Linked DNA regions of Homo sapiens: region 2 is linked to region 1. Evidence: chromatin loops called from intact Hi-C (ENCODE). Cell type or tissue: heart left ventricle. All regions are shown on one strand. Each heading gives the region's core, and the rest is flanking DNA. Links, peaks and the distances in the headings are about the cores only. Region 1 has its middle 18 kb from the start of SFPQ. Region 2 overlaps ZMYM4 (zinc finger MYM-type containing 4).

What was found. Peaks named below come from ENCODE experiments on the same cell type or tissue, not always from the same donor. Only the 100,000 strongest peaks of a DNase experiment are listed, where the experiment ranks them.
Region 2: a loop joins it to region 1, with 2.3 times the contacts of the local background. A loop is called at or near these places in 1 of 110 quality-filtered maps.

What each region holds. Positions count from the first base shown.
Region 1 is chr1:35,172,973-35,178,315 of GRCh38, reverse strand. It overlaps a transcript of SFPQ not described here. Among named protein-coding and RNA genes, the nearest start is that of SFPQ, 18 kb to the left of the region's middle. In heart left ventricle, for the core only: no CTCF peak of the experiment used is centred there; a DNase peak (open chromatin) is centred at 2,985.
Region 2 is chr1:35,391,854-35,397,241 of GRCh38, reverse strand. It overlaps ZMYM4 (zinc finger MYM-type containing 4), which reads right to left. Exons shown (of 30, transcript NM_005095.3): 16 at 4,890-5,030; 17 at 4,558-4,595; 18 at 3,503-3,647; 19 at 572-690. Among named protein-coding and RNA genes, the nearest start is that of ZMYM4-AS1, 28 kb to the right of the region's middle. In heart left ventricle, for the core only: no CTCF peak of the experiment used is centred there; no DNase peak of the experiment used is centred there.

The DNA.
Region 1 (5,343 bases), core at 1-5,000:
GTCAAACTTGTGCTCAGACTGGTGAAACTGAGAGTCAGGCTTTTACATTTTAAAGAAAATACAGTTTTCATTCTAATTCAGGTGTCTACTTATTTTATGTAAGAATAATTTTAGATTTCCCCCCCACCATGAAGTTTCTTCCTATTTTTTTATGCTGTAACTTACCCCCAATCTTTATCTCTGGATTTTTACTCTTTAAATTTTGAAGTTGACTAGCATTTTCAAACCTTTATTTTATACCCTTGTCTTTTATATTAACTTTTTCTTATTATTCTTTAGGTAAGAATGATTGATGTTGGCTGATATTGGAGTGCTCATTCACATGAAGTAAGTTTCCTTTAGAAATCTTAACCCCTACAGGCTTTTGAGTTTGATTTAAATAATTTCATTTAGATATGTGGAGTGAAACTTCGATATTTGAGATGTTTACCGTTTCTAAGATAATATCCCTTTATTTTTGTTTGGAAATTAGGGATGTATGTGAGAAAGCAAGTGAGAGGCATTATAAAAATGTCAAACAATAGAATTTTTAAAAAGTGGATGGTTATATAACGGTCATAGAAGAACAGAAAAGAAAACTTGACTTAAGGGGAATAGGCCATATTGTCAATATTCAATTCAATTTTAGACTCCATCTAAAACTCCATGATTCTTTTTTTACTTAAGAAAATGTAGGAGAAGGTCAGGCATGGTGGCTTTACACCTATATTCCTAGCACTTTGGGAGGCAGAAGTGGGAGGATTGCTTGAGCCCAGCCTGGGCAAAATAGTGAGACCATGTCTCTACAGAAAAAAATATAGCCAGGTGTGGTGGTGTGTGCCTGTGGTCCCAGCTCCCTTGGAGGCTGAGGTGGGAGGGATCGCTTGATCCTGGGAGGTTGAGGCTGCAGTGAGCAAGTTAACATTTTTTGTTACAGGTGGATAGATACTTCTCAAGACATCACACAGCGTGAGTCAATCAAGGAGGGAAGCCACAAGCAGACTGACAACGTTTCTAGGTAAGTTAAATGATTCTTAGTCTGTTAAACTGTCTTCAGAAAGGCCCTTGGGTGGTACAAAAATAACAATACTAATGTGGGAACCATTAATTTTTTATTTTTTGAGATGGAGTTTCGCTCCTTTTGCCCAGGCTGTAGTGCACTGGCATGATTTTGACTCACTGCAACCTCCACCTCCTGGGTTCAAGCGATTCTCCTGCCTCAGCCTTCCAAGTAGCTGGGATTACAGGCATGTTCTGCCACGCCCGGCTCATTTTGTATTTTTAGTAGAGACAGGGTTTGACCATGTTGGTCAGGCTGGTCTCAAACTCCTGACCTCAGGTGATCTGTCCACCTTGGCCTCCCAAAGTGCTGGGATTACAGGCTTGAGCCACTCCGCCCTGCCTGTTAATTACAATTAATGCCATGTTCTTTCATTCATTAAAAGATTTTTTTTTTTTTTTTTGAGACGGAGTCTTGCTCTGTCGCCCAGGCTGGAGCAGTGGTGCACAGTCTTGGCTCACCGCAAGCTCCGCCTCCTGGGTTCACGCCATTCTCCTGCCTCAGCCTCCCGAGTAGCTGGGACTGCAGGCGCCCGCCACACACGCCTGGCTAATTTTTTTTTGTATTTTTTAGTAGAGACAGAGTTTCACCATGTTAGCCAGGGTGGTCTTGATCTCCTGACCCTGTGATCCGCCCTCCTTGGCCTCCCAAAGTGCTGGGATTGCAGGCGTGAGCCACTGCGCCAGGCCGATTAATAAGATTTCTTTGGTATTAGTTCACTTGACAGTTATATAATGTTATGTTTGAGAATTTGGTAACTCTGATTCTTGTATCCTTTGGAGTAATCATACCCTTTAATTAGCAGGATCAGGTGAGCTGTGTCCAGAAAACCAACGAGAAGGAGTGGAAGGAGGAATGAACGTTTCATTCTCGTTAATAAAGGCATTATCCTAATTATCCTTTGGTTTTGTTTTTGTTTTTTTAGTACTCGTTTATTTTCTAGAATTTACCTGACTTCAACGTATTCAAAGTGACATTAAAAAAAAAAAAAGATGGTCTGTATTACAGACACAGAACCAGATTAAGTATAATTCAGGATCCTATTGTGACTTGGCAGTGCTGCTTTCAGTCTCAGTTACTGATCAATTTTTATGGTCCATTTTAGATATTTGCCTTCACTGTAATTTTTATTTCTAAAATTAGCATGTTATTTAGCAATTACTACCTACATCTTGATTGGATTTCAGACATAGCATTTTGTATTTCCAACTTCTGTATGTACGAATTATAAGATGATGTTTATGAGATAGTCACACATCGCTTCACAAGTAAGTATAGTCAAATAACAATATAGTAATATCCCCTTATCTGCAACCATGGTTAACCACAATCTCAGAGTTATTAATTTTTAAATTGTGTGCTTTTCTGAGAGGCATCCTGTCCTTCCCACCTTGGGCAGAATACTGATGGGAATGTTGGATACAGCATATACATGCTGTATATGCTATTTGCCATCCAAAAAGGCCATGTAGGCTAGGCTAGGCTTTGGTACCATTTGTGATTTTGGGCATCCACTGTGGGGGGGTCTTGGAATGTTATCTCCTCACAGACAAGGGAGGACTCTACTGTGTTTTTGATTGGTCTGAGTAATAACGAAGGGCTGTCAATTTCTCAAAGTCAAATAAAATTTGATAATGGAGTGTGAAATGGGTAATTTTTGAGAATATCTAAATGTAAGGAAAAATCTGGAACTGACTTAAAAGCTGTTAGTAAAAATTGTACACAAATTATCTGTCCCCTTCACTCTTGGAGCCCTTATACTAAAACTTGCCAAGCTGTTAGTCTCGCACACTAATTATTATTATTACTATTTTTTGAGACTGAGTCTCTGTTGCCCAGACTGGAGCGTGGTGGCACCATCTCAAAACGTTCAATGCCACCTAGGTTTCACCACGTTGGCCAGGCTGGTTTCAAACTCCTGACCTCAGGTGAACTGCCCACCTCGGCCTCCCAAAAGTGCTGGGATTACAGGTGTGAGCCACCACGCCCGGCCTCACACAAACATTCCAGTTTTACAGTATGTTCTGCCAAAGCAAGCGCTCACTAAAGCATTGGTTCAGGACGAGATCTGAGGCTCATGCTTAAAGGTAATTTGTGTTGCTGTGTTTGCCTGTGGACTTTAATTTGGGGCCTCATTACTAATATTGCAGGATTTCAGGAAGTTAATTATTTTGCTTCAATTGAGCAGAAAAAAATTCAGGTTTGCTTGAGATTATTTGAAATAGCCACAAAGAAAGAGTTGAGGTACATCATCTACTCATCCCGTGAAATATTTTTTCTTTTTTTTTTTGAGGTGGAGTCTCGCTCTGTCGCCCAGGCTAGAGTGCAGTGGTGCATTCTCGGCTCACTGCAAGCTCTTCCTCGGGTTCATGGCATTCTCCTGCCTCAGCCTCCCGAGTAGCTGGGACTACAGGCACCTGCCAGCACACCCGGCTAGTTTTTTTGTATTTTTAGTAGAGACTAAAAATGTTAGCCAGGATGGTGTCGATCTCTTGACATTGTGATCCACCCGCCTCGCCCTCCCAAAGTGCTGGGATTACAGATGTGAGCCACCGCACCGGCCAATATGAAATTTGTATTGAGAAGTTGTGTACAGTTACTCCCAGGAATGAGACCAAGATCTGGTCAATTTTTTTCATACTGTGTTTTTTAAATAATCAGGTCAGCTTACACCCAAATCAAGAATCTTCTTGGAGTCATTGTTTGGCTCAATTCTGTTAATACTTGGTTTTCCCTCTTGTGGATCTGAAGCCTTGTGGTTCTCAAGGCAAAACCAATATAAAGTATATTATAGTGGTTAGGGGTATGTGAGGTCATTATTTCTGCAATTTGCCTGGCTGCGTTATCTTGTAAGTTTGTTTAGTTGTAGTTTGCTCATCTGCAAAACACCTTTTTCATAGGGTCATTGAGATAGAAAGTGATGCAAAAACATTTAGCAGTGCCTAAAGATGCAAAAGGAGCACATGGTATTTTCAAGTCTCTACCAGTGATAAGGTTCACAGGCAAAAACGATATTTCCCTTAGTATACCATGTAATCAGAAGAGCCTGATTAGCAGTTTTTTGATAGCAGGGAGAAAATTTAACTTGCAGATCATGTAGTCCATAGGGAACAATTAGAAAGAGCCTAAGTACTGAAAGGGATGGAAGTCCCAAGGAGAGGCCATCTGTTGCCAGTGTACTTAACCTCAAATGATAAGTAGAATTAAGTACAAGAATTGCTGCATAGCAGAGTTGTTGATTAGTTGGTATGTTAAGTACTTGACACAATACCTGACTCAGGTGTTCTAAAACAATAAGGGTGGAGAAGCCTAGAACTTAAACATGGCAAAGTCCACATTTTAACAAAATAGTGGGCACATAATGTTTTGTATCTAAAACAGGTTTAGTTCTAAACAGACTTGAAGAAACAGCACTATTGAAATAACTAAAGGATTCAGAGGTAAAGAAATTGTGGAAAGAATACACATAATTGGGGAAATATTCCATAATAACATTGTTAACATGGTAATACTTCACTAGGCTGCAGATTCAGCATAATCCTAGCCAATTTCTTGAAATTGATAAACTGATTGTGAAATTCACATAGAATATTGTAAGAGACCCAGAATAGCCAAAACAATCTTGGAAACAAATCTTGAACAAAGTCGAATTCACACTTCTGATTTCAAAACTTACTACAAAGCAATGGTAATCAAGGCTGTTGTACTAGCACAAGCATAGATGTAGAGTAATAGAATTGAGAGTCCAGAAATAAACACTCACGCATATGGCCAGCTGATTTTCAACAAGGGTACCAAAATCATCCGATAGAGAAATAATGGTGTTTTCAACAAGTGGTGCTGGGAAACTAGGTAGCCACATGTAAAAAAAGTTAGACCACACCTCACACCATATACAAAAATTAAAAAATGGATTGAAGCCCTAAATATGAGAACAAAAACTAAATATTTGCAAATCGTGCAGCTGATAAGGGATTTGTATGTAGAATATATAAAGAATTCTTAGGACTGGCTGGGCATGGTGGCTCATACCTATAATCCTAGCTGAGGCAGGAGGATCTCTTGAGGCCAGGAATTCAAGACCATCCTGCACAGCATGGCAAGACCCTGACTCTATAAAAAATTTAAAAATAAGGTGGGTGTGGTGGCACCTGCCTGTATTCCCAGCTATTCAGGAGGCTGAGGTGGGAGGATCACTTGAGCCCAGAAGGCTGAGGCTGCAGTGAGCTGTAATGGCACCACTGCACTCCAGCCTGGGTGACAGAGCAAGACCCTGTCTCAAAAAAATGAAAAAAATAATATTT
Region 2 (5,388 bases), core at 320-5,319, 220 kb before region 1:
TTGCTAGTTTGTTTTTATAAGACTAGAGCCATTTAAATAAAATTTCAATAAGTGCTTTGGACACTCAACCAATTATGTCTCTGAATCCTCTAAAAGAATAATTCTATAATACACTTGCATTTTGTTTTTGTTGTTTTTGCTTGTATTTCTCACAATTTTCTCATAACTGTTTCCTTTAAGGACTCAGTACCTGGGAAAAATAAATTTGTAATTAAAAAATACATTTTTCTTTAATCAAAAATGAGAATTATATAAATCACAGTACTCTTTTCACCCTTGCTAGAATCCAGGATTTCAACATACACCATTTCTGATCTTTTTCTATTTGAGTGGTCTTATTGTGCATGTAAGTTTTTTAAAAAGCTACATCATAACCTTTTCTGAGAAGGAAGGGTACAAATAAAAGCAGTCATTTATATAATCCATGTTAAGTAATAATGGGAATATGATAACAGCCAATCAGAAGCAGGTATATTTTACTAACAAATGAAAACTTTCTTCACAGAACTATACAGTTTTAATTGAGGAAAATGCATGCTATATTAGCTTTAATCTCTAAATGATTACTCACTGGAACTGGAATTCCAAATGGGACTGGAGCATATTGAGTATAAAGGTGAAGAGGTATGGGAACAAACACTGGTACGGGAACTGGCACCACAATAATCTGGGGCTGACTTGGAGTGTCTTCTAACAGTAACAACAACAAAATCACAAAAAGCAAAGAGGGTTAGAAATGCTTTCATAAGATTTCAAAATAAAAAAGCTTATGGAGGTTTATAGTTCAAAATAAGAGTAACCTATGACACTACAGGACTTCTTACAAAGGAGAAATAACTAAAGTAGCCAAAAAAATAAATCTTGAGTATAGCACTGACAAAAAGTGGGTAACAAATATCAGTGATGTGAGGAGAAAATGAATGCAGGATATAATTTAGATGGATAAATTGAAAGGATTGAAACAGGGAACCTAGAAGACAGGCATGGAAAACCACTTGCTAAAGAGGAGGCTGAATAGGGAGGGGCCATTTCCATCATGCTATAATGCACATTTCAAAATCATTTGTAGCTACTGAAGATTTTTTTAACACAAAGTAGTGATGAAAATGACATCAAAAAAGATTAATTTGGCAACAATTTCAGCACTGAATAAAAAATATATCAACTGTTAAAATAGGAGGCAATTATAATATGTAGAGCTAAGATGATGGGAGACTACTCTAGGTTATGATACCTACAAAAAAGAATAAATATATATAGCAGATGTTCTAAGTATTAAAAGGATGAAACAGAACTTGGAAAAAAACTTGGAGAAAGTAGCAAGATGGATGATTTATTCCATTATTTAACCAGACGGTCCCCAACTTAACGATGGTTCAATACAGGATTTTCCAACTTTATGATGGTGCAAAAACAAGTATATACCATACTTCTGTATAGCACTGAATGAATTACATGGTATTCAAAACTTTATTATAAAATAAACTTTGTGTTAGATGACTTTGCCCAACTGTAGGCTAATGTAAATGTTCTGGGCATGTTTAAAATAGCCTAGGCCCAGTTATGATGATGTTCTGGAGGTTGGGCATATTAAATGCATTTCTGACTCATGATTTTTTTAACATATGATGGGTACAACATTATAAGTCAAGGAGCATATAGAGTCCTTTCTATGTGTCAGAGAATATGCTAGATAAGTGTAAAATCATTAATCTAGGAGAAAGGTAATACTAGGGACAGAAAGAGAAGAGCTAACAATTTGACTAGAGTTAGAAGTGGGAAAATAATATGGCATAAATTTTTTTTTTTAACAGATGGGGGTCCCACCATGTTGCCCAGGCTGGTCTTGAACTCCTGGGCTCAAGTGATCCTCCCGCCTCAGCTGTCCAAAGTGCTGGGAGTATAGGCATGAGGCACCACATTTGGCCAACAAACTTTACATAATACAGCGGACATTAAAAAATTGTTACTTGATTTAGAAACATCTGATAACCAAACTACATAATACTAAATAAACTGCTATTGATTAAAAAAAAAAAAAAAGAACTAAATCATTTAGAGCCTTGCTATTTTGGTGTGGTCCATGAACCAGAAGCACTGACTTTACCTGGGAGCTTATAAGAAATGCAAAATCTCAGGCCTCACTGAATAAGAATCTACTTAGTAAAATTCCTGGATAATTCATGTGCATATTAATCTTTGAGAAGCAATGGCTGACAGGATAGCCTTGCAGCTCTAGAAATCAAGAATTTCCTTCTAGTTTAAAAATTCTGGGACTTTTAAAAATTTTTTAGTAGAGATGGTCTCGCTATGTTGCCCGTGCTGGTCTTGAACTCTTGGGCTCAAGTGATCCTCCTGCCTCAGCCTCCCAAACTGCTGGGATTACAGGTGTGAGCCACTGCAATCGGCCAAAATTCTAGGACTTTTGGATGGCAGCATGAGGAGCTACAAAGATCTATTCCTTAGTGAAACAAGCAAAGAAAGTGAAACTATTTAAAAACAGCCATTTAAATTCTTGGGAAATTGTCCTAAAGGCATATACCAAATGAAGAAACATTTATTCAAGACAATCTGTTCAAATTTGGTAAGAACAGTGAAAGTCTGTGACATTTCAGCCATCACAGGCTTTATCCCCCCAGCTCAATTCAGCTCAGCTTGACAGAAACTCCACTATGGGTAGCTGTGGCCAATAAAAATGGGCTTCTCTCCACTCAGCTCCCAATCAAGTGTTACTGTATCTCATCAAGAAAGGGAGGCCACAAGCATTTCTCATCCGCTCCAACTGAAAGCTGAAGAGGCTAAATTCCTGGTGAGTACGGGCAAGAGGTCAGGGGCTTCCCTTCACCCAGTTTCCATCCACTGGATGGAGGCTCTACCCTAGGAAAAGCAGGCCAAGAACACTGGGATCCTGATCACCCTCACCCCAGCTCACTTGTAGGGCAGAAGTTCCATGCCAGGGGAGGCAAGCCAAGAAGGCCAGAGACTACTACCCTGCCCAGCATCCATAGAGGTGGCTCAGAGATTCTGCCTAGGGGGAGAGGCAGTTCATAAAAAAAAAAAAAAAAAAAAAAAAAAAAAAGAAAGCTCTGAAGCTCTCCTCAAAGGAACTGACTTCATTTGAAACAGTGTGGAGTAGCCAAGAGACTGTGGAGTAGTTCAAACCTAAGGTCACACTGGAAAACAATAGCACCTCCTTAGAAGCCTGTCCATGTAATTCCAAACCTTATGCTTATTCTATAATATTACATTGTCATTAATAAGAGAATTAAATGACTTGCTCACAGTATGGTATCACTGATTAACTTCCTTCTCTTTGACCCAACTTGTTAAGCCTCAGATGCGGAAAATACCTAACTCACGGGGATGCTGTGAGAACTAAATTGGGCAATGTATACAAACAACCAAACACATCACCTAGGAAATAGCAGGTACTCAATGTAAGTAGATCCTACATTTCTTTCCCTTAAAAAATTAATAAAGAAAGAAAGACCAAGGAACATACCTGTCTGGCATTCTTTGTTTTGGGTATGTGGTTTGCAAGAGGTGGCTTTAGTCTGTGTGATGGGTTTGCATAATAAAGCTTTGTTCTTCAAAAGCCTTGGAGGTTGGGAAGGTGGCAGTTTCAGGGCATCTGTTTGAGTACTTGCCTAGTAAAAAAACAAATTAGAAACCAAAAACATTTTTAAAAATCTCATTGTAATTATAAGAAATATTATAATATTAAAGGAAATGTCATATTGGAATTACATGGAGGACATAGCAAGTAAATATTCAACCAAATGTATAAGAAATACAATACTCCTAAAATATTAATAGTAATCAAGGAATGTTTTAATAACTATATATTACTCTGCATGTCTCTAATCACAATTTCTATTTACCAAGAAAAATGCTATTTCTATTGTAACACACTGCTGATCAATAACAATGCTGGCTAAGTTTAAAATGAGAATTCTTACTTCCTGATTAAGACACAGAGGACTTGAGAGATTCAAGATAACTAGGAATAACAGAATCACTTATGATCATTTAAGTAACTTGAATAAAGACAACGTGAAAGTTATCCCAGAAACCTGGAGAAACACCTTAGAAATGCCACTGTTCCAGTCAGAAGTTTTTCTCATTATTTATTTTCTTCTTTTAAGAGACAAAGCAGAAAATATTAATGGGTTAAAAAAAGAATTTTTTTTTACAGTATAATCTGTAATGGGTCAGAGGGAGGATAAGCTACATTGTATAAACATTTTATTTATAATCTGAGTACATCACAAAACATCCAAAAGTCTTTCAGGCCTAAATCCTGTACAATTTACTTCAATTTTGTGTAATTAAAGAAAAACTTTCAGTAACTACATAGCCAGCATTCAAAGATATTAAAGTACATAAAAGACCTATTTAAATAGCCAGAAAATCCTATTCCTGAACAAAGATTAAATGAGCTAATGAAATCTATTTCATATAATAAAGAAGGAGGGCAAATTAGTTCACACATATTTATACTGTATGAAAATGAAAAATAAATACAGTGACAATACCAATAAAAGTAATAAAACTTACATCACCGATGATTTTCGCTGTTACTGTTGGAACTGCACCTTGATATAAATTAAAACATAAATTTAGGATCTTTACAATTATTTTAACATTAGCATTAAAAGCTGATTATCAGTACATAAACACAAACCCTCATACTAAGAACATGTGTTTTTTTAATTCAACGGAAGAAACTAGCAATTCTAAAGTATGAGATATGAAACTTGTGCAGCAAGCCACTATTCCTAATATTGAATGTGTCAAATGTATGAAAATAATCCCTGATGAAAGGAAGTTAGGGGACCACTGCATTCAACCTAAATAGGCTAGATAAATGCTTTCCAATCAAGCCATACCTTGTAAGACACTGTTAGAATTCACTGTAGGCTGAGCAGCAGGGGCACTTGCCAATGATACTACATTGGCTATAACTGGAGTCGAATCTTTTCTCAGAGATGGGGGTCCTGCTGAAGCAGCTTGAACCATGGAAATATTTGCTGATTAAAATAAACAAAAATAAGGAAACCTCACGTGATTTATATGTACTTACACAGAAACCATTTCAAGGAAGTTAAACAATGTTTTCAGGTTTGAGTAATTTCTGTTGGAGCAAAAAGTCACTTTAGGATTAACTGGGTTTTGGTTTTCTTCTTTTTTTTTTTCTTTTTGAGACAGAGTCTCACTCTGCTGCCCAGGCTGGAGTGCAGTGGCACGATATCAGCTCACAGCGACCTCCACCTCCCGGGTTCAAGCGATTCCCCTGCCTCAGCCTCCCAAGTAGCTGGGACTACAGGTGCGCAGCACCACACCCAGCTAATTTTTTGTATTTTAGTAGAGACGGGGTTTCACCATGTT